Linked DNA regions of Mus musculus: region 1 is linked to region 2. A link is a loop called in an ENCODE intact Hi-C map of the cell type or tissue named here. Cell type or tissue: heart. All regions are shown on one strand. Links, peaks and the distances in the headings refer to the core of each region. The heading gives the core; the rest is flanking DNA.

Region 1 (14,713 bases), core at 3,980-11,979, 110 kb after region 2:
AGAGAACCGAGGGTAGCGGCTATAGGTGAGCTGGCTGGGAAGCTAACTCTATGCATTGCTCATCTATCCATAAGGCCTGGCTGAGTACCTTTGCCATCCCAGTCAAGAGCGTACATCTCAGTAGCAGGGCATGAAAGGAAGACCTCACTTAGCCCTGTAGGCAAGAACTCCACAGAGCCCCAGGACCAAGCTCCAAACATCACTGGCACAACCGTGCACACTGGTGCCCTTGCCACTGGGCCCACCTGACTAGACACTAGTGTGTCACCCGAAAACATTCCCGCACTCCCATGGACATCTGTTTCCTCCTTCCAGAAGCTTAAGCTGCCAATGCCCACAGAATAAGCACACATCTATTCTGCTCTCTGCTGTGCCCTGCTCTATGACAAGAAGCCAGCACCTCATATATTAATTGAGGTGGGGGGGGGGGGTTAGTGTAAATGACTGAATGACAACCCAGTGCAAACACTACCTCTTCAATGAAGTTTTTCCTAGACTTTCCACAGCACACCATAAATAGTTACACTCATTCTCACAACAAAAGGATGCAGGAGATGCTGGGCCATCCATCATGTCCTTGGGAGGACAGCAAGATGGCAGACAGGTAAGGCTGGACACAGTCTGACACAGAACTGGTGGGAAGAGCCCCTGAGGTTGCAACTCTACCCCACCCTATGGCCATGTGCAACTTCTCTATGCCAAGCAGCTGCTCTGCTGGGGTGGCCGCAGGAAGTTGCAAGGGTGGGTACCTTGTTCTGACAGATCTGTCTTCTTCTCCCCCTGATTCAGGTCTGTACCAAACTTCAGTTTATGATATTTGGCCCTAAAAGAATAACAAATGAGCTGAGAGAGGAGAACAAACAGGATAAGGGACCACCTCAGGAAACCCGGGGCCTCCCTCATCAGCTCCCTGCCGCAAGCATCAGTTCTAGAATTCTCAAGGCTGTCTCCCCTCCTCCTGAAGTCTCAGTTCCTTCCCAGACGGCAACACCATCAGACTATGGCAAAAATAAGCAAGGTAGCTGCTGTGCAGAACTGGAGCACATAGTAGGTGTGCTCAAGCCACAATGCTGCTGCTGCCATTTGAATCCCACCCACTAGAAGCTCCTTTATACTCCTAGGGATGACAGCAAGAGGACAGTAGAGAAACTTCCTTTGCCAGCAGAAGTGTAGTTAGCAGCCTGCCACCTTGTCAGAACAGTGACCTCTCTAGCAGGGGCAGGGCTCACCTCTCCTGCTTTAGTGCATACTCCAGCATCTTGATCCGCCGCACCAGGTCCGTCTTTAGATTCTCTTGGCCTTTCCTCTCCCCCTGGAGGAAAGCCACCTGAGCCTGGGACAGAAAAGAAGGGAGGACAACAGGTTCAGGGGTTGTCTCCCTCCATATTCAAACACAGCTTCAACCCCTCCCCTACATCGATGTCAGGGTTCAGTGAGAAGAGATGACATGCTGGACCCACCTCCAAGGTCTCTAGGTATGTCACCCATAAAAGAGCTCAGTCTATAATCTCAGCATTCCCTAGGGATTGCTATGAGTTCAGGTCCAATGTGGGCTAAGACTCTACCTTTACAAAAAAAAAAAAAAAAGGCCGAGGAGTCACCTTTAACCCATGAAGTTCCAACAGGGACAGCAGAGCCTGACTTGGCTGTAGCCTTCTGAGGAGTTAGGTCAGGGATGGTGCTGGGGGTATTAACAGCCCTGGACTCCTCTCTCCCCCCATCAGCTGCTGTCCCTATGGTTGCTGGTGGAGGTGGTGTCCCACTATTCCTTCAGAGCATCTGTTGCTGGGAAGCGTAGGAAGCTACTTCTGGCACTCGGGGACAGGAGTAGGAGGCTGGGCTCAGCTCCCACTGCAATGCAGAAGAAGCTGTTCCAAGCTTTATGCTGCCCAAGGCATGAGAAGATGTGCCACAGACATGACCTACGGGTTCCTGTCAAGCTCGTCTGTCAGTCTGCTAGCTTGGGCTGCCCCAGTAGGCTCAAGTCTGTCAACATGTCATTTAGAGACACTGGACCAACTGCCTTAAGGCAGAACCCTGTGGCTTCCCAATCATGTCTGAAGGCCTTCTACCAAAACCCAGAGCCTGGCACTCTTGCAGGCTTTCTCAGAATGGCTTTACTGTTCCAGTCCAAGCAAGTCTAAGAGCCAGGCCTGGCTCTGCCGCTGATTTGCTGCAGATACTAAGTAGTTCATGGGGTCTTCCTCTGCTAAGAGAATGGAGCATTGTGGGCACTGTCCCTCACATGCAGCCTGCATGAGGGTTGCTGTGTCAGTCCCTGCCTCTGACTCTTTTCATTTTCTCTCCCTGTCCAAATTCCAAAGCTCAGCTAGCCAAGGGGACCTAGCCCTTGAACAAAAAAAAAAAAAAAAAAAAAAAAACATCATCAGGAAGAGAGCTTGGGATGGCAGGCCCTTGCAGATGTCTGTCTTCCTGGGGCCCCACTTCCTGAACATCACAGACCTGCTTAAGTGCTTCCAGGGCTCTCCCAAAAGCTCACAGGCTGACCTGGCTGGCCCCAGGCGGTGTTCAGATGTCTAGCAATGTTGCTCTTTGTGCCAGCAGGGCCCTGACCTATCTGCCCTGTCCCTGTGCTCCAGGCTTGCTCGCTCTCATCTCCATTGTAACTAGGGGCTAATAGAGAACTGAGGCTTACCAGACGCTAGGTGAGGGAGGGAGAGAGTTGCAGGCAGAAGACAGAAACAACAGGGCAGGGCAGACTGAAGATACTCTTAAAACTGCATCATGGCTGCATCAGAATGTGAACTTAGGCTTAGTGTGAACTTAGACTGAGAGGAGCATGGCCACCGAGATGAACAAGATGTCTACTGGAGGACCACAGGAAATCCATACAAGAAAACTACAACGAGGTGTACAAAGTTTAGGTGTAATGACCAAAGCCATTACAGCTACAATGTGGAGAATCAAGTGTGAATTTAGCAAAGCTCAAAGAAGAGCCACCCTAATAAAAGAAGTAGCTACTCAAACGCTGGAACTGGGCTGAGCATGTTAGCATGTTGATCTAACATGCATTTAGTCCTAAATTTGATTTACAGTACCACATAAAATTGGGTATGGTGGCATTAATACCCAATAACACATGAATACAAAAATGCAATGAAAACTTTTTTAAAGCCCAGAAGAACTGAGAATGGCTGACTGGGAGTCTCACCAACACGCTCTATTCTGCTGTCTTCTTCCCAGTTCCTCTAGTAGAGAAGAGGAAGGAAAACCAGGAAGACATGGCTGAAGTGTCTTATTAGATCAGTGGAATCTACCAAAAACGGGAAGTGCTGGCACTAGCCTGTCAGTCTCCTACATGGGAGCTGGAAGTGTCCTCCCTGCCTTCCATACACAGGATCCCAACACCCTGAGTTCTGACTTGGGGCTGCCATCTCTCCTAGGCGGCTCCTCTCTCTAAGGCAAAGTCCTGAACACAGAGCCACTCCTGCTGCAGTCTTTCCAGTTCTCAAGCTCCCATTCACTGCGTGGCCTGGAGGCCATAGCTCACACAGCTCCTGGCAGGGAGAGCTTCCATAGGAGGTGGAGGGAACGAAGGGACTACACAGTCCTTTTTCCTTAATGTCTTATCTATTTTCCACACCTCAAGAACATCAGGTTCAGACCTCTCCCCAAGGGCTCCCTTCTCAGAAGCACACAACGGAGCCCCACAACCGACTTTATGCATGAGTGCAGACAGTTCTCTGCAATCTCCTTAGCTGGTCTAGAAGCTTCTGAGGGGCAGGAGCCACATTATCTACTCCTCAGAAGCCACCCATCCCAACACATTTCCACTCGTTATCACAGCACACTCCACCTCTTCTCCGCTCTGATCTCTGGAGTCTCTTGGCTAGCCCTCTCCCTACCGGTGTCCTGGGCACTGACTGCACAGTGGGCCTCTTATCAAAAACAGCCAGGGCCAGCTCCTCAGTACTGACACTGCCCAGTCATGAAGGGTCTCACAGAAGTTGCCCTTCAGAAGGTGTGAGTGCTGGGTAGAAGGAAGGTAGGTAAGAAGGGATACTGCTTGTGAGATGTGTTGGTGCACACCCATTACAAAGGATGGGGTTACTCCTGTAATGGTGCAAGACTGTAATTCTAGCCCTCCAGAGGCTGAGGCACAAAGATTGTGAGTTCAAGGCCATCCTAGGATACATAGTAAAGACCTGACTCAAAAAAAAACAAAAAGGGGCCAGATGGGGTATTGGGCACATCTAATTCCAGCACTCGGGAGCCAGAAGTATTGGGAATGGGGGATGAGCCAACAGGAATTTAAGGCCAGTCTAATCTACCACTCTACATATGGAATTCCAATACAGCCATAGCTACATAGCAAGATCCCACCTCAAAAATAAGCAAGCAAGCAAGCAAGCAAGCAAGCAAGCAAGCAGATAGATAGATAGATAGATAGATAGAGGTGTGTGGGCCAAGGAGATGATTCAGAGAATAAAGATATCAGCTACCAAGCCTACTATCTGAGTTCCATCTCAAGATCAACATGGTAGAAGGAGAGAATCAACTTCTGCAATTTGTCACCTGATCTCCACAACAGTGCACACCTTTAAACCCAACACTCAGAGGCAAAGGGATCTCTGTGAGTTTAAGGTCAGCTTGTTCGACATAGTGAATGCCAGGATTACAGCGAGAGATCTTATCTTGAAACAAAACAATAAAGTAAAATAAATAAGTAAAAATGTAAAGAGCACAAAAGACGGAGCAATCACCATTTTATAAACACATCCACTTCACTACTCCACGTCACTCTCTCACAGGATAAACACTGCCAGCAAAGCCATATCTTGTGTTGTGTGTATACATACACACCATTCCTCAGGACCCTCCCCTGGAGCTTAGCTCTCTCTCATGTGCATCCTCCCCCTCCACCCCTCTCCTCCCTCTCCCTCTCTTGGTGGGTAGGATGACTACCCAGTGAGCGCCAGAAACCTGCCATACTGGATTACAGTGTGTGCCACCAGACCTGGTTTTCTCATATGGACTCTAGGGGATCAAACTCAAGTCCTCATCCTTCGCAGCACGTACTTTACCAACTGAGCTGCTCTTGAGGCCTCAGAGCCATTTTGGGCAGGGGGAAAGATGGAAATAATCCTGAAAATCCATTGACAAGGGTCAAAATAAATAAGCTATGGTGTGAATACCCAAGAGAATACTACCCAAGCTATCAAAAATAAGTATTCTCTGCTAATGGGGAAAGGGAACTAAATGTATGACTTATGAAGTGTCGAATGTGGTATATTCTAACACATTCAGGACATGTACATACACACACACACACATCCTGATGTCTGACTTAGAATGCAACAAAAGTAGCAAAAGCATGAAGTTGGTGATGCTGGAGCCTTACAGAGCATGCTCTGTGACTCCACAGAAGGTCACTAAGTGAGTGGGAAGACCTCTTCTTAGGAGGCAGCACATACTGTACACTCTGAGTGGAGTCTGGGATACACAGCATGGCTGACACAGTGAAAGCTGTCAACTGTACCCCTGTCAAGCTCTGCTGTGATGGCCTGGGTGACCTGGTGAGGTCTCTAAGCTTCCTTAGAGACTTTTCTCACCTGTGCTCAGTGTCAGACAGGGAAAAGACACAGTCAGCACTGCCACCACTGCTGGGATCCGTAGCATCTCCCTCCCCTGCTTATTAAAAAAGAGAGGAAGGGATACCATTTCCCCTCTCAGAATGCCACAAGAATTAAATGATAGCATGTATAATACTTAATACAGTGTCAGGCACATAATATGCCCTGAATAAATAGCAGCTGCTGTCGTTATTGCTGAGTGAGGTAATGACATTGGCCCTGCCTACATAATGGGGTATTGAGAAGATCTGATGAGATGTATGCTGGGAAAGAGCCTGAGTTAGAGTTGGGCACAGCACGAGGAGCACTTACATAAGGACTTCTCTCTCAGGGATGGGAGCTACATACACAAAATTCAAATGCTCTTGGCATTCATCCCATGGACAAAAACTGAATCAGTCACTTATTTGGGGCTCCATTTCAATCTGACAGGAAAGAGCACATTGGAAACAGAAAGATGGGTTGCCAGAAACCAAGCGCTGACTGTTTTTGTTAATAACATCCCAGCCTAGGAACCATTTGACTCCTGGGGGCCCATCCCTGAAGGCCTTGAAGTGCTCACCTTTCTGATTCCCCACAAGCAGTACCTAGCTCAAGGTCACAGAGCCCAGCCCAACTTCTACTCCACGAGCCATCACCTGGCACATTCTTCTCCACAAACCATCAAGTCCCTTTAGAGGCCCTTACACAATCACTTCCCTCACGGAGTCCCTCCTCGTGCTGTCTTTTCCCCCTACTCATCACCCAAAGGCACCTCCATCCCTCTTCACCGTGTGCAGCATCTCAGACGCTCCTGTCTTCCCACTGAATATACCCAACAAACGCCCTAACAGTTCAGGGGTTTCTACCTAACATCCTCAAATCTTTCATAACGGAACTCTAATTCCTTAAAGCACCCAAAATGTCGCTTCCCACTCTCAAGCTCTCCTGGGGGAGCCCAAAACATGTCCTCTACCCTCTCCGTGGTTCCACCCAAACGATCCCAATGTGTCCCTACATTGTAGCCACACGTGCCCAAAGTGTCCTTCTTGGACAGGAGGCCACACACTTCATCCTGGGACCCCTTCCTATCAAGCTTCCTCCCACCTTTCAATTGCTCCGGGCCAGCCACTCCCCCAAGGTACCCCATGCCAGCTTCCAGTCTTCCTCTCTTCACTCCCTGCACCCAGTGGATGTTAAGAGTGTGTCACCCCACTAGACATCTAGTCCATTCCACCCTGACAGCCAGCATCTGGTTAGGATCCGGAGGCGAGGCGTGGCATATTTATTCGCGCAGACCCCATCCACTTTCTCAGCACTCTGTCCCCCGGGAACCCCGAGTCGCATCGCCCAGACAGGCTCTCTGGGCTTGGGCTCGTCACTCCCACTCGCGGCTCCCGGCAGACTCGGCCCTGCTCAGATCCTCTGACCGGTCCCGGCCCGCGTCCGCCCCGAGGCCCCGAGGACCCCGCCGCCGGCCCGTCGCCGGCCCTGCCCGCCCCCTCCCGGCCGTCCCGGCGGCCATTGCTCCAAGATGGCGGCGGCGGCGGCGGCGGGTGAGGCGAGGCCGGGCCGGGCAGGACTGGGGCGGGGAGCGCGGGAGGGCAGCGGTGGCGCTCACCTGCAGCTCGGCGCGCTCGGCCTCCCAGCGGGCCTTCTCGGCTTCGAAGCGTGCCCACTCGTGTTGGATAAAGTGCAGGATCCCCGGCAGGCTGAGGGGCTCCGGGCCCGCCGTAGGGCCCGGGCTGCCTCCGCCGCCACCTCCTTTTCCTACCGGGCCGGGCCCAGGAGCAGGGCTGGAGGCCGGGGCCGCCGCCGTCGGGTTGGGAGCCGTGCCCGAGCCCAGAGGGCGGCAGGAGGAGGCGGCCGATGCGACCGCGGCGGCCGCTCGCTCCTCCATCATGGAGGCCCCGGGGCCGGCCCGCGCGCCCGCTGTACCTCGCGCGCCTGCGCGGACGCGCAGCTTCACACTTCTACACCCCCGCCTCGTGTGCGCGCGCGCGCGCGCTGGGCGGGCGAGGGGAGCGGGGACAAGCACGGGGCTGGGCGCGAGCCTCGCCCACCCACCCGGGTCGACCCCGGTGGTGCGCGCGGGCGGGGGTGCTGACAGGGAGGGGGAGGGACTGCCTCTACGTAGGCAAAGGACCCAGGGTCCCTCGCAATTGTCTCCTTTGCGGTCGAGAGACCAGACCGGACTTTTTTTTCTGCATTCTCCCCAATGTCAGAGTCCTATCCCCTCCAAATGCAAATACACCCCCATCTCTTTCACTTAGTGAAGAAAAAAAAAACAAAAAACAAAAAAGACGACCTGGGGTGGGGAGTGGGCTCTGACCAGAGGAAGTCGGTTGTCATAATAACCCTATCCAATCTGGAGGCCCCTTCCCAGTTTGCATATGTGGAGTCCCAAACCTCTACTATCATTGCACTAGGAGGAGGTTGCTAAGGTAACCCAAGTCCCTGGTGGTTCTTCTGACCCTATCCTCATCAGTTACTATAGCAACCTCCCCTCACCTAGAGCTCAGGTAGAAAAAAGGCCCAGCCCCAAAGACATTCCTCTAAGAGGAATGCCTCTGTCCCACTCCTCCCCCAGCCAACCCAGTTGCCATTACCATGGTAACCATCTCCCCTTCCCTTATGGAAAGTCCATGGATAAACCAACCAGGTGTTTTTATTTAGAAGACAAGTGCTGCTGTGGGACAGTTGCTATGGTTACAGGGCCTGGACCATTTCCAGGGAGATGAGAAACAGTTAAATCCATGCCCTGGTTACTATAACAGGGCAATCTCCCACAGTCTGATGATCCTAGCAATCAGGTCCTGTAAGATAGGGGATGTTTAGGATTAGCTCCAAAGGATGCATGAGTCTAGAGAAGAGGTTGTCATGGTAACAGTTGCTGTCACTTCTGCCCTTCTGGACACCATCATGGAAGAGGGATAGTTATAGCTTACAATTGATGACTCCTACCCACCACATCACTCCTGAGACGACTGAAGTGGTAACCAGGCTTATGGACTTCAAATAGACAAAAGAGTCTGTGACTTCATTAGCTACTTTCACGGGCGGGTAGAATGAAATTGCACTTTGTTGGGAGGGGCTGGCTCATTTGATGCTTTCTGGTTCCTCCCTCAGCAGGGCAGATGACCCAAGGTGAAACCACTCTTCTTGATCACCCTCAGCCTGAAACCTAGGGAGGTAAGAGTCCCTGGATGTCACAGTAATCACATGGGTAACTGCCCTTTCTATGTCCTTAAAGGCTTTCCTGAATGGGTCTCCTTTTTGTACCTACTGTGATTGAAAAGGCTAAGGCTAATTCCAAGTGATGCATACGCTTAGATTTTTTTCATGTGTTTGTTTATTGTGTGCATGTGCATGTGTGGAAGTCAGAGGCTGAGTTGCCGGAGTTGATTCTTTCCTTGTATTGTTTGGGTTCTGGAGACTAAACTCAGGTCTGCCTTGGTATCAAGAACCTGCTGGGCCATCTTTAAACACTGTTTTGTTGTTGTTGTTGTTGTTGTTGTTGTTGTTTTTCTGACAGTCTCATGTAGCCCAGGCTGGCCTCAAACTCAAGCAGTGGTCAAGGATGACCTTGAATTTTCAATCCTCCTGCCTCCACCTCCCAAGTGCTGGGAATACAAGCATTTAACATCAGACTCAGCGTATATAATGTGTGGGGGAAGAAATGGAAAGCTAGTATGAGCTCAGATTCACTCTCTTCCCTGACCACTTTTCCTAGGCAAGGCCCCATGTTACTCACTCCTGCTCCCGGCTGGTCTCCTACCTTACCACTAAGGTGTGCCTGTCTTCTCAGATCTGCAGAACACAGAGGCTGGGGTTGGAGCTGAGGAGACAGCTCGGTTGGTAGAGCGCTAGTGGATAATGGTAGTGTGTGCCTGTGATCCCAGCCCAGCCTTTGCCTTGTAGCAGTGTCATCCCTCAGCTACATACCTAGTGCAAGGTCAACCTGGCCCACATTGAGACCCTGTCTCAAAAACAAACAAACCCAAAACACCCTGGCACAAAGTACCTACTTGTTGATAAGGTGACTTTCGGCTGGAAAGTCACATGCCATATTCAGCTTTAAGACCACCCATCAGCTTAGCTGTAGTGTAAGAGTTGGGATATGTGATTGCAAACAAGAATTAGCTGGGTGGACAGTGGTATACGCCTGTAATCCCAGCAGTCAGAAGGCAAGAGGTTCTTAGTTCAAAGCCAGACTTCAATACTTAGTGAGACCCCCTCTCAACAAAACAAAACAGTTTTTTGGTTGTGAGACAAGGTCTCTGTACACCAGGCTGGTGTCGGAGTCATGGAGATGCCCCTGTTTCTGCCTCTGGAATGCTGGGATTAAGGCAAGTACCATTGGCTTACTGGTTTGAAGCAGGATTAGTAACCAGCTTCTTCTTGCATCAACTCCCGCGTCCCTCTTTTCAGATGTATGGCTTTAAGCAAGTGCCTTCACCTCTCAGTGCCTCAATTCATTAAGAGTATGAGTGTTTTACCTGCATGCATGTCTACACACCATGTGCATGCCTGGTGCCCACAATGCCCACAGAGGCCAGAAAAGGGCACCAGAGTCCCTAGAACTGGAATTCCAGATGGGTGTGGGTGCTCTTCACCGCTGACTTCTCTCTCCAGCCCTGCTTTGTGTTTGTTTGTTTTTTCCCCCTTCTTCTTGATTGTATTGTAGTTTAAACATAAAGTAACTTTTCATGTTATGCAATAACACCGCTAAAAGCCACACCCCCCAGGGGACCCCCTTGATGGTGAATTTTAGACTAGCCTTCTGTCTTAGGTAGGGTTTTACTGCTATAAACAGACACCATGACCAAGGCAAGTCTTATAACATTTAATTGGGGCTGGCTTACAGTTTCAGAGGTTCAGTCCATTATCCTCAAGGCAGGAACATGGCAGGATCCAGGCAGGTGTGGTGCAGGAGGAGCTGAGAGTTCTATATTTTCATCTGAAGGCTGCTAGCAGAATACTGAGTTCCAGGCAGCTAGGCTGAGAAGTACAATGACACACCTACTCCAGCAAGGCCACACATCCTAATAGTGCCACTCCTTGGTCCAAGCATATACAAACCATCCCACCCTCTATTGCAAAGCCATGCCTCCAGCCCTGCTTTAAATTAAAAAAGAAAAAAAAAAAAAATAGCACGTATAGCCCTGGCTAGCCTGGAACTCACCCCATAAACCAGACTTGCTTCAAACTCATGGAGATCCACCTGCCTCTGCCTCCTGAGTGCTGGGGTTAACGGGAAGCCACTGTTGCTTCTTTCCTCCTTTTCCTACTTTTGGATTTTTGTGGTTTGGTTTGGTTTGGTTGGGTTGAGTTTGGTTTAGATTTTTGAGACATGCTTGCCTTTCCCATCCTCCTGCCTCCTCTTTCCAAGGGCTGAATTACAGAATGTACTATGGCTTTTAAACACTGTGATCCTGGGCTGAAGAGATGGCTCAGAGGTTTAGAGCACTGGCTCTTCCAGAGGTCCTGAGTTCAAGTCCCATGGTGGCCTATATCTCATTTATAATGAGATCTGGTGCCCTCTTCTGGTCTGCAGGCATACATGCAGGCTGTGTACGTAATAAATAAATCTTTTTTAAAATTTGTGATCTAATATTCCTAAAATCAAATGCATCACTGGCACACTCACAGTTCAGTAGTACTAAGTACATCTACAACAGTGTGGTGTCCACACCTGGAAACCCCACATCGGGAGGTAGCTGCAGAAAGACCAACAGTCCAAGACTGGCCTCTGCTGCGTAGCCTGGGATAATGTGTGAAACTACAGCCCTCTAAACACCCTCACATTGTTAGGCAAGTAAGGTGTCAGAAGTGTTTCACCTTACAAAACTAAAACTGGGTGCTGGGGTTGTGCTTAAACCACCTTCCTGGATCCACCAGTGAGGGGCTGGGAGTGGGGCTTGGTGGTAGAGCATTTGTCCTGGGTAGGGCCCCAGGTTCAACCAGTTCACAGCTCTCCCTCCACCCTCTGGCAGCGACCAGCATTGTTTTTTTCATTTGCAGGGGTGATGGGTTCAATTTTTGGTTTTAGTTTTAAACAGGCCCTCACACATTAATTTAAGAACTCACTGTGTAACTGAGTGGGAAAAGTGACCCCATGACGTGATGCTTACAAGTGGTCTGTTTAGGGCAGGGGCATGAACCAACCTAGGAATTCCTGGAGGGCCTGAAATCAGATCCAGGAAGGGCAACTGAGAATTCAAGGGTAAGGAATGCTGACAACTTGCTCCACACTCCCTTTTCATCCTGTCTCCCCAGGATGCCCTGGACGCCCCAGCTAGGGTCTGACATCAGGCCCCATGCGGCTCACCCGCTGCTGGGCTGCCCTGGCAGCCGCCATCATCCTCAACCTCCTAGTCTTCTTCTATGTGTCATGGCTACAACACCAGCCCAGAAACTCCCGGGCCCGGGGTCCCCGCCGGACTTCTGCCATTGGCCCCCGAGTCACCGTCCTGATTCGGGAATTTGAGGCTTTTGACAACGCGGTGCCAGAGCTAGTGGATTCCTTTTTGCAGCAGGACCCAGCCCAGCCCGTGGTAGTGGCGGCCGACACACTCCCTTACCCACCCCTGGCCTTGCCTCGCATCCCCAACGTTCGCCTGGCTCTGCTCCAGCCAGCCCTGGACCGGCCAGCGGCGGCCTCGCGCCCGGAGACCTACGTAGCCACCGAGTTTGTGGCTCTAGTGCCTGATGGAGCGCGGGCCGAGTCACCAGGCCACCTGGAGCGAATGGTGGAGGCGCTCCGAGGGAGCAGCGCGCGCCTAGTGGCCGCCCCGGTCGCCACCGCCAACCCAGCGCGGTGCCTAGCTCTGAACGTCAGCCTGCGGGAGTGGACTGCGCGCTACGACCCAGCTCCCAGCGCGCCCCGCTGCGACGCTTTGGATGGCGACGCTGTGCTGCTGATGCGCTCCCGCGACCTCTTCAACCTCTCGGTGCCCCTGGCGCGGCCGCTGGCCACCAGCCTCTTCCTACAGACCGCCCTGCGCGGCTGGGCAGTGCAGCTGCTGGACTTGACCTTCGCCGCGGCGCGCCAGCCACCGCTGGCCACCGCCCACGCGCGCTGGAAGGCGGAACGTGAGGGGCGCTCACGGAGAGCGGCGCTGCTGCGCTCGTTGGGAATCCGTCTGGTGAGCTGGGAAGGCGGGCGGCTAGAGTGGTTTGGCTGCAGCAAGGAGAGCGCGCGCTGCTTCGGTACGGTGGCGGGCGACACACCCGCCTACCTGTATGAGGGCCGCTGGACCCCACCTTGTTGCCTGCGCGCGCTGCGCGAGACTGCGCGCTACGTGGTGGGCGTGCTGGAGGCGGCGGGCGTGCGCTACTGGTTGGAGGGCGGCTCGCTGCTGGGTGCAGCTCGCCACGGCGACATCATCCCTTGGGACTACGACGTAGATCTGGGCATCTACCTGGAGGACGTGGGCAACTGCGAGCAGTTGCGGGGTGCCGAAGCTGGCTCGGTAGTGGATGAACGCGGCTTTGTGTGGGAGAAGGCGGTGGAGGGCGACTTCTTCCGAGTACAGTACAGTGAGAACAACCACCTGCACGTGGACCTGTGGCCCTTTTACCCCCGCAATGGGGTTATGACCAAGGACACGTGGCTGGACCACCGGCAGGATGTTGAGTTCCCAGAGCACTTCCTGCAGCCACTTGTCCCCCTGCCCTTTGCGGGTTTCATGGCACAGGCCCCTAACAACTACCGCCGCTTCCTGGAGCTGAAGTTTGGGCCTGGGGTCATCGAGAACCCGGAGTACCCCAACCCCGCACTCTTAAGCTTGACAGGCGGTTGAAGCCCTGGTACCCACATCTGGGGCTAGGTGAACAGCAGGGTACAAGAGTCTGTTCTTGCCTCGGATTGTGTATGGATCTGAACCAGTTTGTGATTGGGTAGTGGGGCTGTGCACTGGAGGGAAGAAAAAAAAAGGGTGAACTGGCCAAGGAAGATTGGAGGGAACACACAGGACAGTTTCAGCTTTGGCGGGAAGCAGAACCCAAAGACTGGAGCAACTCAGCCTCATGAGGGAGGAAAGTGGTGGCCTTTGATAGAAAAGCCCAGGGAGTCTTTAGGGCTCTGCATAGTCTCTGCCCTATATTCCAAGAGCTGTAGGCCCTTGGAGAGTGAGATCCGGAGAACAGACGAGCCAGCCTCAGTCTACCACATACAACTTAGGTATCCCTGGACCAGTTAGTTACCCAGTCTGTTTCATTTGAGATACCGAATGCCTCCCTTTGTGTTTAGGATCCTCAGGACGCTTGGCTCCAGTGCTTGCTTCCTCCACTAGAGGGCACTTCTGTCCCGCTTCAGTTCGTGTTTGATGACCGCTCGCGGCTCTGCTTCATCACCTTCATCTCTGGTTTTCTTGGAGTGGCTCTGGGAGGTGGGACAGCACTGGCCACCTCCTCTCCTCCCCGAATGTGGCACTTTCCTTTGAGAGTGCTGCTTGATGTATCTGCTGCTTCTAACCCCATCTTGCTCTTGGAGGACTGACTGGGCTCTCTCTGGTTTGGGATCTGGCCAATGCATTACCTCTTTATTTCAGCCCTCTGCACCTGTTCCCCGCCTTCCCCCTCCCTTCTAGGAAGGGATAAACCTTCGCCATAGCTCACATTTACAAAGAGCTTTCGGGCTCAGGCATACACTCGGAAGTGACAGCTGCTATTACGTCCATTTTCCGGGGAGGAAAACTGAGGCCAAAATGACAGTCACTTGCCAGTAATCAGATATTTTAGGAAGTGGCTAGTAAGGGACTTGAATTCAGATCACCGTTTCAAGGCCCACACTTCATTTCCTCTCTAGGTTCTGCTGTAGAAATAGTACCCAAGTGGAGCCTTGCCATGGCTGTGCCACTCAAACAGGTTTAAAAAAAAATTCTCATTTAATTATGCATATAAATTATGTTCAAACCAGTCTGTATATTGTTAAATAAGACTTAAATTATGCTACTTTAAAGTTTAAAAATTCAAGACAAATAGAGCCGTTTGTTTCCTTGCTTCATTCTACAGCTTGTTCCACACACTCCCTGAATCTCCCCACACCCACCCTGCACCCCATGAGGAGCAGGAGTTTAAGGCAGGTGTCTAACTTTCTAGGCCAAACTGGCTTCAAACTTACGGTCCTCCTGTCT
Region 2 (14,713 bases), core at 3,270-11,269:
CTGTCATCTCAGTCATTCAAGATGTTGAGGCAGGAGGATAGAAACGCCCGGCCTACATATGTAGTGATTTCGACATCGTCCTGGCCCGCTTTTGAGGATGCAACCTAAAAACTAAAAATGAAATTGAGCATGGTGGGTCCCCGCACGCAGGAGGCAGAGGTAGGTGGATCTCTGTGAGTTTGAGGTCAGCCTGCTCTACACAGTGAGAGTTCCAGGACAGTCAGGGCTATGTAGAAAGACCCTGTCTCCAAAAAAGGGACGGGAGCCTCCTCTATTGCTCAGTGAGTGACGGAGCTTGCTGGGCAAACCTGATGGCATAAGTTTAGAACCTCAAACCCATAACGGAAGGAAAGAACTGACTTCAGTAAGTCATTCTCTGACTTCTAGATATTTGTCATGGTACACATCGATACAGAAAGATAGATAATAGATCGATAGATAAATAGATATGGAAAAACACTTATTGAAAAAATAAAAGTAAGCTGGGTGGTGGCGCACGCCTTTAATCCCAGCACTCAGAAAGCAGAGGCAGACAGATCTCTAAGTTTGAGGCTAGCTTGATCTACAGAGTGAGTTCCAGGACAGCCAAGGCTACACAGAGAAACTCTGTCTCAAAAAAAAAAAACTTAAAAATGAAAGCAAAGGTATGAGAGATGTGGCTTAGTGGTGTAGTGCATGCTGGAATCAATCCCATCATCTGAAAAAAGAAAATAAAATAAATGAATAAAAATTCTTGAAAATACAGTTGAAAGGAGTCTTGTGAAGTTCTAGCACAAAATGTTACTATAACCTGAAACTAATTGCCACCCTGAATAAGCTGATGGTTTAACTGGCTGTCTGCCTTCATCTGTTGCCATGGTGATAGCCATTATGTCTGATGCTGTTAAAAGGAAGACCTGCTTTTTAAGTTTTCTTTCACCAAACCAGAAGGGGATCGTTGGTTCTATTTTCCCACAAACAGAATAGAACCCAAGGTCTGTGCCTTTGACCCAGTTTGGGGTCAGGGTTCTATCAACCATGGTAGAAATTAGTTAGGAGAGATGGTAAGAATCTTCACCAGAGAGCCCTCTAGTGGCACATGAATGAAGTGCAGGGCTCTTGGATGTCTATTTCCAGCCTTGCCTGTCTGGGCCCTGCAGGTTCTCCATGGTTCTCCACTGCAGTCCTAGCAGAGAGATTAAGTCTCCTGCCTGAAATCACACAGCCAAGAATGAAAGGTATGATGATTTTTATATATAAACCCAGGTCCCGGGGAAAGGAAGGGAAAAAATGGGAAAAAAGGGAAAGAATAGGGGGACACACCCTGCAGGATGAGTAATTTGCATTTTTAATTTGCATATCTCTAATTGCAGTGTTCCAGCAAGAACATATTGTGAAACACTTGGAAGGTAGAGGCAGGAGGATCTCTGTGAGTTCCAGGCCAGCCAGAGATACACAGTGAGACCCTATGTCAAAAACAAGCAAAAAGAACCGTGTGGCAGTTAAAAGCATCTGCTGTTTTTCCAGAGGACCCAAGTTCCATTCCCAGAACCGACACCAGGCATCTTATCCACCTGTAACTCCAGCTCGAGGGCATCCAATGTCCTCTCTGGGCCTCCCTTGGCATCAGAGCACACATGGAACATACACACAGTAATGTACACACAGATTTAAAACAAAATTTTAATACTGTACTTATTTGTTTTTTAATTTATTTCTGTGGGAAGCAGAAATGGACATGTGCTGCATACCCACACTACAGTGAGGCCCAGCTCACTGTAGCAGTGCCATGCCAGGCTGGTGATCCTGCATTCCGTAAGAAAGCAGGCTAGTGGTCACAGTGTTTTATTGCAGCAATAGAAACTCTAACTTATTAAATCTGCCAGTGGTGGCGAACGCCTTTAATCCCAGCATTCGGGAGGCAGAGGCAGGGGGATCTCTGAGTTTGAGGCCAGCCTGGTCTACAGAGTGAGTTCCAGGAAGGCTATTTTAAAGCTGGAGTTACAGGTACTTGTAAACTCTCCAATGTGGGTGCTGGGAACAGAACTTGGGTCCTACAAAAAACAAGCAGTATCTACACGTAAGCACTGAGCCATCTCTTCAGCCTCCTTAAAACTTGCTTTTGTTTTGTTTTCCGAGACAAGGTATCACTGGGTAATCTGGGCTGGCCTCTAACTCAAAGATCCACCTGGCTTTGCATCCTGAGTGCCAGGACTAAAAGTGGGCACCACCATGCCCAGAATATTTGAAAACTACAACTCAATAATAAGAAGACAGCCTGATTTTAAAATGGGTAAAAGGCCAAGTAGTGGTGGTGTATATCTTTAATCCCAGCACTCTGAGTTTGAGGCCAGCCTGGTCTATACATTGGGGACAGCAGGGCTACACAGAGAAACCCTGTCTCAAAAATCCAAATAGTAACAATAAAATAATCGAGGGCTGGCTCAGTGGTTGGAAGCACTGGCTGCTCTTCCAGAGGACGTGGGTTCGATTCCCAGCATCCACATGGCAGCTCACAACTGTCTGTAACTCCACTTCCAGAGGATCTGATACCCTCACACAGACAAATGTGCAGGCCAAATACCAAAGCATATAAAGTAAAAATAAATAATTAAAAAAATTAAAAGATCAAGAGATTTGAGTCAACCTTCTCAGAGTTGTGCAGACAAGTCCAAGACACACACAAAGTGGGGCCAATACTATTAGTTATTAGGGAAATAAAATCCAAACAATGGGCTATTGCACCATATCCTCTAAGGAGGCTGTAATTAAAAGGAAAGATGGGGCCTGCCGGCACACCTTGGTTGGTAGAATGCTTGCTTAGGGTTCACTCCTTGGAGTCCATCCTAGCAATAGATATAGTGACCTCAGCACTTGGGAGGTGGAGACAGGATCAAGCATTCAAGCCAATCCTTGACTTCACAGTGAGTTCGAGGCCAGTCTGAGCTGGGTGAGAGTCAAAAACCAAACAATAAAACAAAATAGCAAGATTTGCAGATGTAAGAACAAAACAAAACAAAACAAAACAAACAAACAAAACATGTGCCCCGGGGTTTCAAAAAGGACCTGTCTCAAAGGAATAGACAGAGTGTCAGTGGACTCTTCTGCGCTCTTCAAGGAACACAGCTGGTCACACACTCAAACACAGTTGCACACATACTCACACAGACATGTACACACAAAGGAAGAAAGGAAGGAAGGAAAGAAGGAAGGAAGGGAGAGAGAGAGAACCCTTTTAAAGAAATAAATAATCTGCTGTGATAATTGATCTCTATCTATCTATCTATCTCCATATCTATATATAATATGTATATAATGTATATCACATATATAATATACACATATACATCATTGATAGTTCTGGAAGTTTTGGGCCACAGCAACCTATCTCCATTGTTCTGGGCCCATTATGAGGCATAGCATCATAGCTCAGACCATGTGGCAAACTCAAGCTGGATAGATGGCTCAGCAGTTAAGAGCACTAGCTGGTCTTCTTGAGGACCTGGTTTCCATTCCTGGCACTCACATGGCAGCTTACAAACATCAGTAACTCCAGTTCCAGGGTATCCAAAGCCCTCTTCTGGCAACCTCGGGTACTAGGCATGAATGTTCTGCCAAGTCATACCGTAGGCAAAAGACCCACAGACAGAGAGAAAGAAACAAAGAGAAAGAGAAAGAAACAAACTTCCCTTTGACACAGGGTCATGCTACACAGCTCAGATGGCCTCAGATTTTTTAATCCTCTTGTCTCAAAACAAAACAAAAGCAGGTATGGTGGTGTTCATCATTAATTCCAGCACTCAGGGGCCAGAGGCAGGTGGATCTGTGAGTTCCAGGCCAGCCTGGTCTACAAAGCAAGCTCCAGGACAGCCAGGGCTACAGAGGAACCCTGTCTCAAAAAACAAAACAAAACAAAACAAGAAAAAACAAAACAAAAACAAAAACAACAACAAAAAACAAAACCAAAAAACCTAGCACAATCCCTTTTAAAGGTATAACCCTGGAATTGAACATATAATTTCCACTTATCTTCTTCAGTAGAATTTAGTTAATCACACCTAACTGGCAGGTCACTTGGAAATGTTGCTCTTATTTTGAATGGCAACTCAGCTAACAAAACCCAGCAATTATTCTGGAAGATGGGGAGAACAGAGTATCAGAGAGAAACACAATGTAGGCTGGCCCTGGGATCCCTCATAAGGTCTTCCAAAGACTGGCAGCTCAGGGTAGTGCTTGAATGCTTAGCTGGAGTGTGACTGCCTTGGCAGAGGGTTTGCCTGGCATGCAGAGGGTCCTGAGCTCAGCCCTAGCACTGATCAAAGCCGGCATGGTGGCGGCACACCTACAATCTTAGCATACATTTAGTGGAAGCAGAAGGGTAAGAGGACTACGATCATCCTTGGTACATTGTGAGTTCGGAGCTAGCCTGGGATACTTAAGCTTGGGTCCAAAAAATAAAAAACAAACAAACAAACAAAAAAACCTTTAAAAGAGTTATACACAGGGCTGGAGAGATGGTTCAGCAATTAAGAGCACTGACTGCTCTTCCAGAGGTCCTGAGTCCAATTCCCAGCAACCACATAGTGGCTCACAACCATCTGAAGTGGGATCTGCTGCCCTCTTCTGGTGTGTCTGAAGACAGCTATAGTGTATTCATATAAATAAAATAATTTTTTTTTTTTTTGGTTTTTCGAGACAGCATTTCTCTGTATAGCCCTGGCTGTCCTGGAACTCACTCTGTAGACCAGGCTGGCCTCGAACTCAGAAATCCGCCTGCTTCTGCCTCCCGAGTGCTGGGATTAAAGGTGTGTGCCGGGGGCTGGCAAGATGGCTCAGTGGTTAAGAGTGCCTACTGCTCTTCCGAAGGTCCCCAGTTCAAATCCCAGCAACCACGTGGTGGCTCACAATCATCTGTAATGAGATCTGATGCCCTCTTCTGGAGTGTCTGAAGACAGCTACAGTGTACTTACATATAATAAATAAATTTTAAAAAAAAAGGTGTGTGCCACCACGCCCAGCTTATAAATAAAATTTTAAAAAAGAGTTATACACTAATGGTATGTGCTTGCAATCCCAACACTGAGGAAGCTGAGGCAGGAGAATCAAGACTAGCCCGGGCTACATAGTAAGACCCTGTGTACAGGTTAGTTTTATTGCAACTTGACACAAGCTAGATTCATCTGAGAAAGGGAACCTCAATTGAGAAAATCCCCCTATCAGATTGGCCTGTGAGCAAGCGTTTGGGGAGTCTCCTGGATTGATGATCTGTGTGAGCAAGTGGTTCAGAACGCCCTAAGAAGGCAGGCTGAGCAAGCCATAAGGAGCAAGCAGGGAGCAGGGGTCCTCCATGGTCTCTGCTTCAGCTCTTACCTCCTGGTTCCTGCCCTGAGTTCCTGCCCTGCCTTTCCTTCAAGAAGAACTTTAGCAAGCCAGGCGTGGTGGCACACACCTTTAATCCCAGCACTGGGGAGGCAGAGGCAGGCAGATTTCTGAGTTCGAGGCCAGCCTGGTCTACAAATTGAGTTCCAGGACAGCCAGGGCTACACAGAGAAACCCTGTCTCAAAAAAACAAAACAACAAAAACAAAAGCAAAGGACTGTAGCCTGTAAGCTAAACAGACTTCTACTGGCTGGCTTTGGGTGTCAACTTGACACAAGCTGGAGTTATTACAGAGAAAGGTGCCTTCCTTGAGAAAAATGCCTCTTTGAAATCCAGCTGTAAGGCATTTTCTCAATTAGTGATCAAGGGTGGAGGGCCCATTGTGGGTGGTGCCATCTCTGGGCTGGTAGTCTTGGGTTCTATAAGAGAGCAGGCTGAGCAAGCCAGGGGAAGCAAGCCAGTAAAGAACATCCCTCCATGGCTTCTGCATCAGCTCCTGCTTCCTGACCTGCTTGAGTTCCAGTCCTGACTTCCTTTGGTGATGAACAGCAGTATGGAAGTGTAAGCCGAATAAACCCTTTCCTCCCCAACTTGCTTCTTGGTCATGACGTTTGTGCAGGAATAGAAACCCTGACTAAGACAGACCCTTTCTTCCCCCAAGCTGGTTTTAGAAATGGCCTCTATTACAGAAATAGAAACCAAACTAAGATACCCTGACTCAAAAAAAGAGAGAACACATTTTAATGTCATTAAGTCTGTGGTTCTCAACTTTCCTAATGCTGCAAAAACCCCATACAAGTACTGGGGACTCCAAATCATAAAATTATTTCATTGTGGGCTGGAGATACTGTTCTGAGATTAAGAGCACTGACTGCTCTTCTGGAGGTCCTGAGTTCAATTCCCAGCACCCACATGGTGGCTCACAACCATCTGTAATGGGATCTGGTGCCTTCTTCTGGCCTGCAGGCATACATGCAGACAGAGCACTGTGTGTAATAAATAAATAAAAATCTTTTAAAAAATTGTTTGATTACTAGTTCAAACCTGTAATTTTGCTACTGTTATGAGTCATTATGTAAATATCTGATATGCAAGATATCTGATATGCAAGCCACAAGGGGGTCAAGACCTACAGGTTGTAAATCTCAGTTTACAGGTTGCAGACATTTAAACCAATGTCAACAAGATCCTCCCTCCTCTCTGCCTCTGCTCTATCAGTTTTATTTCCTTCTGCACTAGACACATTTTCTTTCCTGAGAGCAGATTTAAGAGATGTCCACAGGCGGCATTTACAGAAAGACTATATTCTCCCAGTCTCTCCCTCCCCACCAAAAAAAAAAAAAAAAAGTTTTCTGACCCTAGAAGTTCTCTCTCTCTCTCTCTCCCCCCACCCCCCTTCTCTGTCAGTTCTTGCCCTGGAGTGTCGATGCATGCCTTTGATTCTGAAGGCCAACCAGGGCTCAGGGCTACACAGTCTCAATAAATAAATAAATAAATAAATAAATAAATAAATAAAGGAAGGAAGAAAATGCCAACTCCCATCCTATACGAGGGCTCTGTACAGTAATGTACAGTATATACACTATGGTATACAATACAGTTGTCTCAGGTGCCCTTAGCAACAGTTCTTTTTCTTTCTGTGCCTGGAATCCCTAGAATAAGAAGTGAGTCACACTGTCTAGGTGACAAGAGAATGGTTGAGAAGTGTGATGTCACCAGCACAGCCCGGCACCAGATCTGTGCAGACAGCAGTGCCCAATTCATGTTTAATTGGCTGAATGAGTGAATGAATGAATGAATGAATGAAAACATTCTGCATCCAGAGATTGTTCTGGGTACAGATCCTGAGATCAAGAGTCAAGTCCAGATCCCCACATGTTGCTTTTGTGCGTGTTTTAGATTTGTGTTTGTTTGTTTGTTTGAACTTATTTATACAGCGCGCATGTGGAAGTCCGAGGACAATTCTTTGTGGAAGTCTGTTCTCCAAACCACCACGTGAGTTCCGGTGATCGAACTCACAGTTTCTAGCTTGCCTGCAAGCGCCTTCACCCACTCAGCCATCCCAGCAAATTGTACGCGTAGAGGGTGGAACCTTCAGGAGACCAGCGGAACCTTGAAGAGCCAACCACTGTGAAGAGCCGGTTCAGGCCAGGCTCCTAGACCCCACGATTTTGGATTAAACCATCTTGTATCTGCTCAAAGGGAGAGAGAAGAAAGTCCTTCTGCTTCTTCCCCCAACCCATTTTTATTTCCGAGCCATAGAGACAACGTATTTGCTTCTCCAACATCCACCCTGTTTCCGTCTTAGCCCCTCTATTCCTCGCGGCTCCACAGAGCCACACAGGTCGTGCTGCCCCCCGCACACCGCGCGGTGGCTCGCCCCAGTTTGACGCATTGCAGGGAAGGCCGGACCAATCGGAGTTGCGTTCTCATTTCCGCCACGAGGCGGGTCCAATAGCGGCGTGGCTCACACAGAGACGTGTCACTCTCCGTAAACCGGTGCCCTTCCGCCAGAGAGGAAAGCGGAGCGGATGCAAGGGGCCGAGAGCGCCGAGAGCGAAAGTAGTCCCCGCGGTGGGGAACGCGCGTGCGCGTGCCCGTGCGGCAGCAGATTCGCTGGGCTCTGTGGAAGGGGCGAGCCGCACGAGCCTGACGCGAAGGGATCCGTAGGAAGCCGCAGTGCAGCGGGAGCGCGCGAGCCGTCTGGGGCGGGGCCGGGCGAGGCGGGGCGCGCGCGGCGGCCGTTGAGGGACCGTTGGGGCGGGCGGCGGCGGCGGTGGCGCGCGCTGCGGGCAAAGAGTGTGGAGGCGCGGACGCGCGGCGGAGCTCGAGCTGCTGCAGCTGCTGCCGCCGCCAGAGTAACCTCGATCCCCGAGCTCCGGATACCGGTGCCTCGCCATGGTGAGTGAGGCGGCTGAAGTCGGGTGGAGACCCCCCCATCCCGGAGATGGCGAGCGAACCCTGGGAGGGAGAGGCCGGGCCCCTCGGGACCTCCCATGCGGCCCTTGGGACTTCTAGAAGCGGTTTTAGCAGCAGATGGAATTGGTAGGACCCCCAAACAGACAGTCTGAGGCTTCAAATGAGGAGCTCCAGGACATCCCCACCCCCGCCACCTCCCAGGCAGCATTCGGATCCCTCTCCGGGCGATTGGTTTTAGAATCACATCTACCCGGTCCCCGGGAGGAGGAAATAGGAAACGCCGGCGATGAAGGCTTTGGGTCCTGGAGGAATGCAGGAGGCTGCTCCTAGAGGGGTGGCTGTGGGTAGCGGAGAGGGGGACCGGTCGGTTCCTAGGGAGTGTTCTGCAGAGAGGATAGATGGGGATCCTGGGTCACTTGTGCACTGTAGACCCCGGTGGGGGAGGGGTCTCCAAGGACAAGCATTGCCAAGAGGAGGAGGAAGAGGAGAAGGGTCAGGTGCAGGCTGAGGTAAGGAGGAGCCCGAGGTGGGTGGCAGCAGAGGCTAGAAGATGCTCTTGGAGCCTGTGAGGACCCAGAAGGGGACTGAGGAGAGTTGGGGGTCGCAGAAATGTTTTTAAAGGAGTGGGGATGTGATCACGGGTAGTGTGGGGAACCAGGGAGCCTTGTGGAGAACTTGGTTGGGGGTAGCTAGGAAGGATTCTGAGGTCTAGGTTGTTGCACTAGAAAGAGAGGTTGGGGTTTGTAAGGCGTGTTTTGTTTGGGTCAGAGAAAAAACGGGGTTTCCAAGGTGAGGGCTAGGGAAGGACTTGAGTTTGGGTGGTGGGGGTGAGGTTGGACAGCCTTCTAGAGAAGTGTAGGAGACAATGAATGGTGGCTGAGGTAGGACTAGGTTTAGAGGTGGGTGTCTCCGGGGAAAGGTCCCGACACAAAGGCTGATGACTCGGGCTTGGTCATGGGCTGCAGCAGAGGACCTGAAGGAGTAGCTGTGTGCTCCCTTTGCCTTGGCAAGAATGGGGCTGGGCCAGGCTGAAGGCACTGAGGCAGTGGGAGCAGGTGGGCGGAGTTGTTCAGGGCCCTATTGCGCACTGAAGCTGCATGATACAGGACTGGGGTCAAAGTTTGGGGTGCATCAAATGATGGCTAAGCCAGGAAGCTTGGCCCCCTCATTGTCCCTTCCAGGCTAGGAGGGCTGCCTTTCTCCTCCAGCTTCATGCACCTGCTTCTCCTCACTGTGCCAAATGACAGCGCAATACAGTACCGTTTGGGTCAGTGACAGATGCCCAGTTCCATCCCTCAGGGCGGGGGCTGCAGTGCTTGTCCAGAGAAGACCTCCAAGGACCCTCTCGTTGACTCAAGGGCCACTTGTTCTTTCCAGGCCTCTTCCCCAGCGCCCAAAGCTAAAGCTTCTAGAAGCAAAATAGATTACTTCTCCTCTGGTCCTGCCACCCACAACACCCCCAGCCCTCCCCACCATCCCCCCTCCCCCAGCCTCAGGCTGGGAACCGCGTGCACCACCCTCCCTGGCAAAGCTGGGGAGGACAGGCAGCCGCCACCACGTATCAGATCTCATACTGCTGACACAGACCTGAGGGCTCTTCTTGCCGCCACCCCATTCCCCCCGCCCCCCAGCAGAACCTTGCTAAAGGGGCCCTACAGCTTGGGCAGCTGCCAGCAACCCCCACTCCCCACCTCCAAAGGAGGGTCCCAGCTTTGGCCCTGACCAGGTTTTCTCTTCCTGTTTGTATCCAGCAAGGTGTGGAAGGAAGAGTCCCTGGTAACTGGCCCTGGACTTTGGCCTGAGCTCTGTGGCTCCTCCTTGGCCCTGGGTGAGGGGCCCTGGCCTTGGTTTCTGAGCTCATTTAACATTGCTTTCTGGCACCTGCTGGGGGCTGGGGCAAGCCTGAGAAATAATCCCCTCTTCCCTCCTCACCTCAAGCTGATTTGGCTTGTCCAGCCCCTCTCTGGAGCCTGAGATGAAGGTTTGGAAAACTGGAGACAAGTGGCTTATTGTGCGGTGAAAGCTAACGATCTAAGCTGGGAAGGGCCACCAGCGGCAGGCAGTCTTGCTTCGTAGGCCATCAGTTTCCCAGGCCAGCAGCCCTGCTGTGGTATCTGCGGCCTTTCCTTGGTGGAGCAGGGGAAAGGGCTCCTGGATGTCAGGGAGAGTGTCTGACAGGCCCTCCACAGAGCCAGAGCCACGCCTATTTGCAGCAACCGTGACAGTGCCGCCTCTGCAGCTTCCAGCTCTTTGGGGAGAAGTGGCACATAGCAGACTCCGGAGCCACCCTTGGCCATTCCGTCCACAACCTGCCTTGGCCTCTTTGCTCCCACCACCTTTCAGTGTCACCAAGAGGGGAAGGGAACAGGGCTTCTTGCAGACCGCACTGTGTGATGGGAAGGTCCCTGAGTGGGCTGGCTTTTCCCAGCCTAGGCCTGTGGAAGAGAATGAAAAGCAGATGGACTCCATAGCCGTCCTCCCCACTGCTCCTCGGCCTCTTCCTCCCCTCCCCCAGCACAGGCTGGCCTTGGGAACCAGAAGCCCATTCTCTTCTCACTTTCTGGGCGCAGCCAGCAGCAGTGTCCTCGGGTGTCAGAACCAGGGGGTGGGCCTGATCATCCCTGGGGGGGTGCGGGGGGGGTAGGTAGAACAAGGGCCCTTTGGCCCAGGCCACAAGGCCAGGATTAGGAAGCCCACTACTCTGAGTCAGTCTTGATAGCTGTGCAGAAGGCTGTCCGTTTGGCCTTTACCATCTCTTTGCACCTTCCTTCTCCTCCGCCCATCCCCTCTGCAGGCATCTCCCATCTGTTCTCGTCACTGATCCTCCTCCGACACGGCCTGTTTGGGACTTGGTCTCTAGTTTCTCTTCGTCTAGATTAGACAATACCCCTGCCCCCATTGCATCACTTATGAATATAGAATGTGGAGGGATGTGGATTATTGTTTTTAAAAGCAGCTCAAGGGTTAGGGGCAGGCGATAGTTTGTAGCCTCAGCTGAGACCTCCAGAGCCTTAGTAAAATGATGCACGCTACTGCCATAGTTCACTTCGGCTTCAGGGACTTGCAAGCTCAGGCCAGGATCCTGCTGTGGCCTTGGTACCTTTTGCCTTCATGGGAAAAGGAAGGCAGCATCATGTGGACTACAGTGACCCCAGGGCAGAGGATATATATATATATATATATATATATATATATATATATATACATACACATATACGTATGCGTATGCGTATACGTATATGTATATTGGGGGCAAGATCCGCACAGACAAAGAAAACTGGCCTTATTAACTATTGGAAGCTTGCAGTTGGGATCCAGCTCTCGTTTTGCCCCTCCCTCTGCACTGCCACACCCCACCATAACCATAACCATAACCAGGGTTCCAGTGAAGGAAAAGCTGAGAGCTGTGTCGGGAAACCCTAGACACAGCAGGACTGTCTGCCATGGCTGGCTACGCCTCAAGTAGTCCAGACTAGAAAGGGTTAAAATCTGCAGTGCTGAACCTGGAAGGCCAAAGCCCAAGCAGACTTGAGTTCTTTGCCACCATTGCTGCTTGCTGCAGTCCCTCCCTGCCACTTGGCCCTCTTGTCTAAAAGTAACAGAGCGGGATGCCGTGCTGCATCTACTCTGCATGTAAGCAGGGAGAGCCGCCTCTTGCCTAACCTGGGTTCTCTAAGGCCCTGGAGCAACTTGGAAACACCAATTAAAAGAGATCTTGCCACTTGGAGGCACAGTGCCTGGGCCTAGTACCCCCAGATAGGTGACAGAGAAACTGGCAAAGACGGCCCCACACGGCTTCTCTCTGCCCTACCCACAGTGACTGGCCTGTTTTGTTTTGGAGCCTTCTAGAGTGCTTGATGAGGCCTCTAGGGCAGCAGCCTCTGGGGCTCCCGGAGTAAAACCTGAGCAGCGCAGACACTGTGTCAAGGTTGGGCTGGAGCAGCTCTGGATGCTGCCCAGCCTGCGTTGGGCAGGCCTGTGGTTCCTGGGAGCTCCAACTAGCCCAGGCCCTGGCTCTATGACGCGATCTGCCCTTGCTTAGTGGGAATGCTTTAGGAAGCTGGCCTTGGCAGAGGGGGCTGGGCAGGGGAGGAGGCCACGTCCAGGATGGATGGGTAGGTTAGCCCAGTGACTTACACTCCCTCCTCCTTTTCCAGGCTGACCAGCTGACTGAGGAACAGATTGCAGGTGAGTTTGCCACTCTGTCCTAAGCCATATCTTAGCTAGCCCTGCGTCTCATGAGATGTGTGTCCGTTATCACCGCACACCAGGCCTGTGGCCAGGATGTTGGTACATCTGTTGGGGGAAGAGCTTAGCCAGGAACTGCCACACCTGCCCCACGGCCTGCCGTAGACCTTGGCCAGGCTTCAGGGGCTGAGTGCCCTCCCTTGCTATAGCTCACTTGGGGCCTTGAAATGGACCTCTATGGCAGGACCTACTCAGCTGTGCCCCCCCCCCCCCCAGCTCCCCCAGTACTAGCCAGTCAGACTGAGAAGGTGCCCACTGGCCACACCCACCTCTACCTCCTCACTTGCTTGCTTCTACCAGAGCTCAGCTACCCTGACCCCAACTCAAACAGGCAGCCCCTTTCCCTCCCTCCCTCCCTCCCTCCCTGTGTGGTGCAGGCTTGTCTGATGGGCCACAGGTGTTCTATTTTCTCTCCTGTTGTTGCCTGGCACCAGGAATCAATTCCTAGAGCACAGAACTTGGTTTTGTTGATTGCTGCCGTGTCCTCAATGCCTGGTGCATAGTAGGCATCCCATAAATTCTTTCTGCATAAACAATAAGCACTCACCTCCCATGAGCTAAAAGAAACTCCCTAGCTCCCGTGTGACTTTTGTGGCTCTGCACCCCATCCAAGCTCCAGGACGACTCACTGCAGGGCTGATGGACTATTATGTTTCTGTGGTTTTGCCCCTCCACAGCCTATGCTGCCAGAAGGCCTGAGGCAACTCCTGGTGTATCTGTCTCCTAACAGCAGGTTGCTGCAGCGCTGACCAGAGGCCAAAGTGAGAAAAAAGGTCTCTGCCCTTAGCTTTGCCTGCTCTGTGACCAGGGACCTGTGACACAAGGACCTGCTGTCTCAGAGTCACACATTGGCCCTAGGCAGGTAGAGACCCACCCAGAAAAGCCAAAAGATTAGACTTTGCCTCGTGGGTCACATTACCCACTCAACTGGCACCCCACACCCCCTACAGCCAGGTCTCAGCACAGGGAGATGACAGCATCCCAAAGGAGACGTGGGCTATTGCTCCGGAGTCCAGAAGCTCGGGTCATAGCTGGGGAGTCCAGAAGCTCGGGTCACAGCTACCCAGCCGTGTGTGTCCCTCCCTCCCACCCCACCTGCCATCCCCTACCTGGCTGTCCTGTAAACACAAACACACAACTCTCTTTTTACCCAGTGCCCATTAGCAAAACGTCCACACTCCCCTCTGTCCCCACCCCCAGCCCACACCCTCTGGAACAGGCTGCGAGGCATCTGTTCTCAGAGAGTTTGGGGGTGGGGAGCTCTGGGTGCCAAAGTGGGCCCAGTGGGAGGGCAGGAGCCACATGCTTCGCTCCCCGCTCCTGATGCGGCCCCAGCTGCGGCCTTCCCACACAGCGCCACACTCGCTCCTCATCCTCCTGGCTTGGCAGCCATCCTCTCAACCCCACACACTGCCCATCAGCCAAGCCCTGCTGTGGACCACCCCCACACATCACTGCCCCCACAGGCTTGGCTCCTCCCTGGAAGTTGGTGGCGCCCACAGCTGGAGACTGGGCTGGCAGTGCCCAACAGAAGGAATTTGATGGCACAATTCCTTTTGAGGCTAGCCAGAAGACTCTGCAACCTCCCGTTTCCCTCCTGCCAGTTGACCTTGGCTAGTGAACTTCAGATGGAGAATTGTCTTGCCTCTTACACACTCTATAACTTTGGTCCAGTGCATCATTTGAGAGAGAGGCCAAAGCCAGGGACCAAGAAGAACTGAGACAGTAGAGGAAGCTGTCCGGCCGGATCACTCAGCTGGATGGGCTGAAGAGATGGACAGTTTCTCATGCTGCGGAGAAGGCCCTAGCCTGAGCCTGACTCCTGCACATTCCTTTCCTTCCCCAGAGTTCAAGGAAGCCTTCTCCCTCTTCGACAAGGATGGAGATGGCACCATTACCACCAAGGAGCTGGGGACTGTGATGAGATCGCTGGGACAGAACCCCACTGAGGCGGAGCTGCAGGACATGATTAATGAGGTGGATGCTGATGGTGAGTGCCCGCCCGCCCGCTCACTTGGTGACCCCGGGGACCCTCCTCGCTAGAGGGCTCCAGGCAGCACATGCCTCTTTTCCCTCTGCTAGGCAATGGGACCATTGACTTCCCAGAGTTCTTGACCATGATGGCCAGAAAGATGAAGGATACAGACAGCGAGGAGGAGATACGAGAGGCCTTCCGTGTCTTTGACAA

The links. A loop is a pair of places that touch in the nucleus more often than their neighbours do. Peaks named below come from ENCODE experiments on the same cell type or tissue, not always from the same donor. Only the 100,000 strongest peaks of a DNase experiment are listed, where the experiment ranks them.
Region 1: a loop joins it to region 2, with 6 times the contacts of the local background. A loop is called at or near these places in 10 of 42 quality-filtered maps.

The regions. Positions count from the first base shown.
Region 1 is chr7:16,809,116-16,823,828 of GRCm38, reverse strand. It overlaps Fkrp (fukutin related protein), which reads left to right and starts at 7,097. Exons shown (of 3, transcript NM_173430.2): 1 at 7,097-7,129; 2 at 8,703-8,765; 3 at 11,853-14,562. The coding sequence starts at 11,894. The coding sequence ends at 13,378. Strn4 (striatin, calmodulin binding protein 4) reads right to left here and starts at 7,940. Exons shown (of 18, transcript NM_133789.3): 1 at 7,195-7,940; 2 at 1,230-1,333; 3 at 750-823. The coding sequence starts at 7,476. In heart, for the core only: CTCF peaks have their summits at 7,038 (motif pointing left) and 11,125 (motif pointing left); DNase peaks (open chromatin) are centred at 6,818 and 7,518; H3K4me3 peaks cover 2,853 bases; H3K27ac peaks cover 1,883 bases; H3K27me3 peaks cover 1,554 bases.
Region 2 is chr7:16,917,387-16,932,099 of GRCm38, reverse strand. It overlaps Calm3 (calmodulin 3), which reads left to right and starts at 8,068. Exons shown (of 6, transcript NM_007590.3): 1 at 8,068-8,259; 2 at 12,435-12,465; 3 at 14,372-14,515; 4 at 14,608-14,713. The coding sequence starts at 8,257. Gm45972 (predicted gene, 45972) reads right to left here and starts at 10,427. Exons shown (of 3, transcript NR_165470.1): 1 at 10,210-10,427; 2 at 9,538-9,685; 3 at 7,582-8,660. It overlaps Gm32630 (a long non-coding RNA gene), which reads left to right. Exons shown (of 3, transcript XR_391181.3): 1 at 1-159; 2 at 1,140-1,217; 3 at 1,353-1,764. In heart, for the core only: no CTCF peak of the experiment used is centred there; DNase peaks (open chromatin) are centred at 7,499, 7,989, 8,729, 9,329 and 3 weaker places; H3K4me3 peaks cover 4,062 bases; H3K27ac peaks cover 4,061 bases.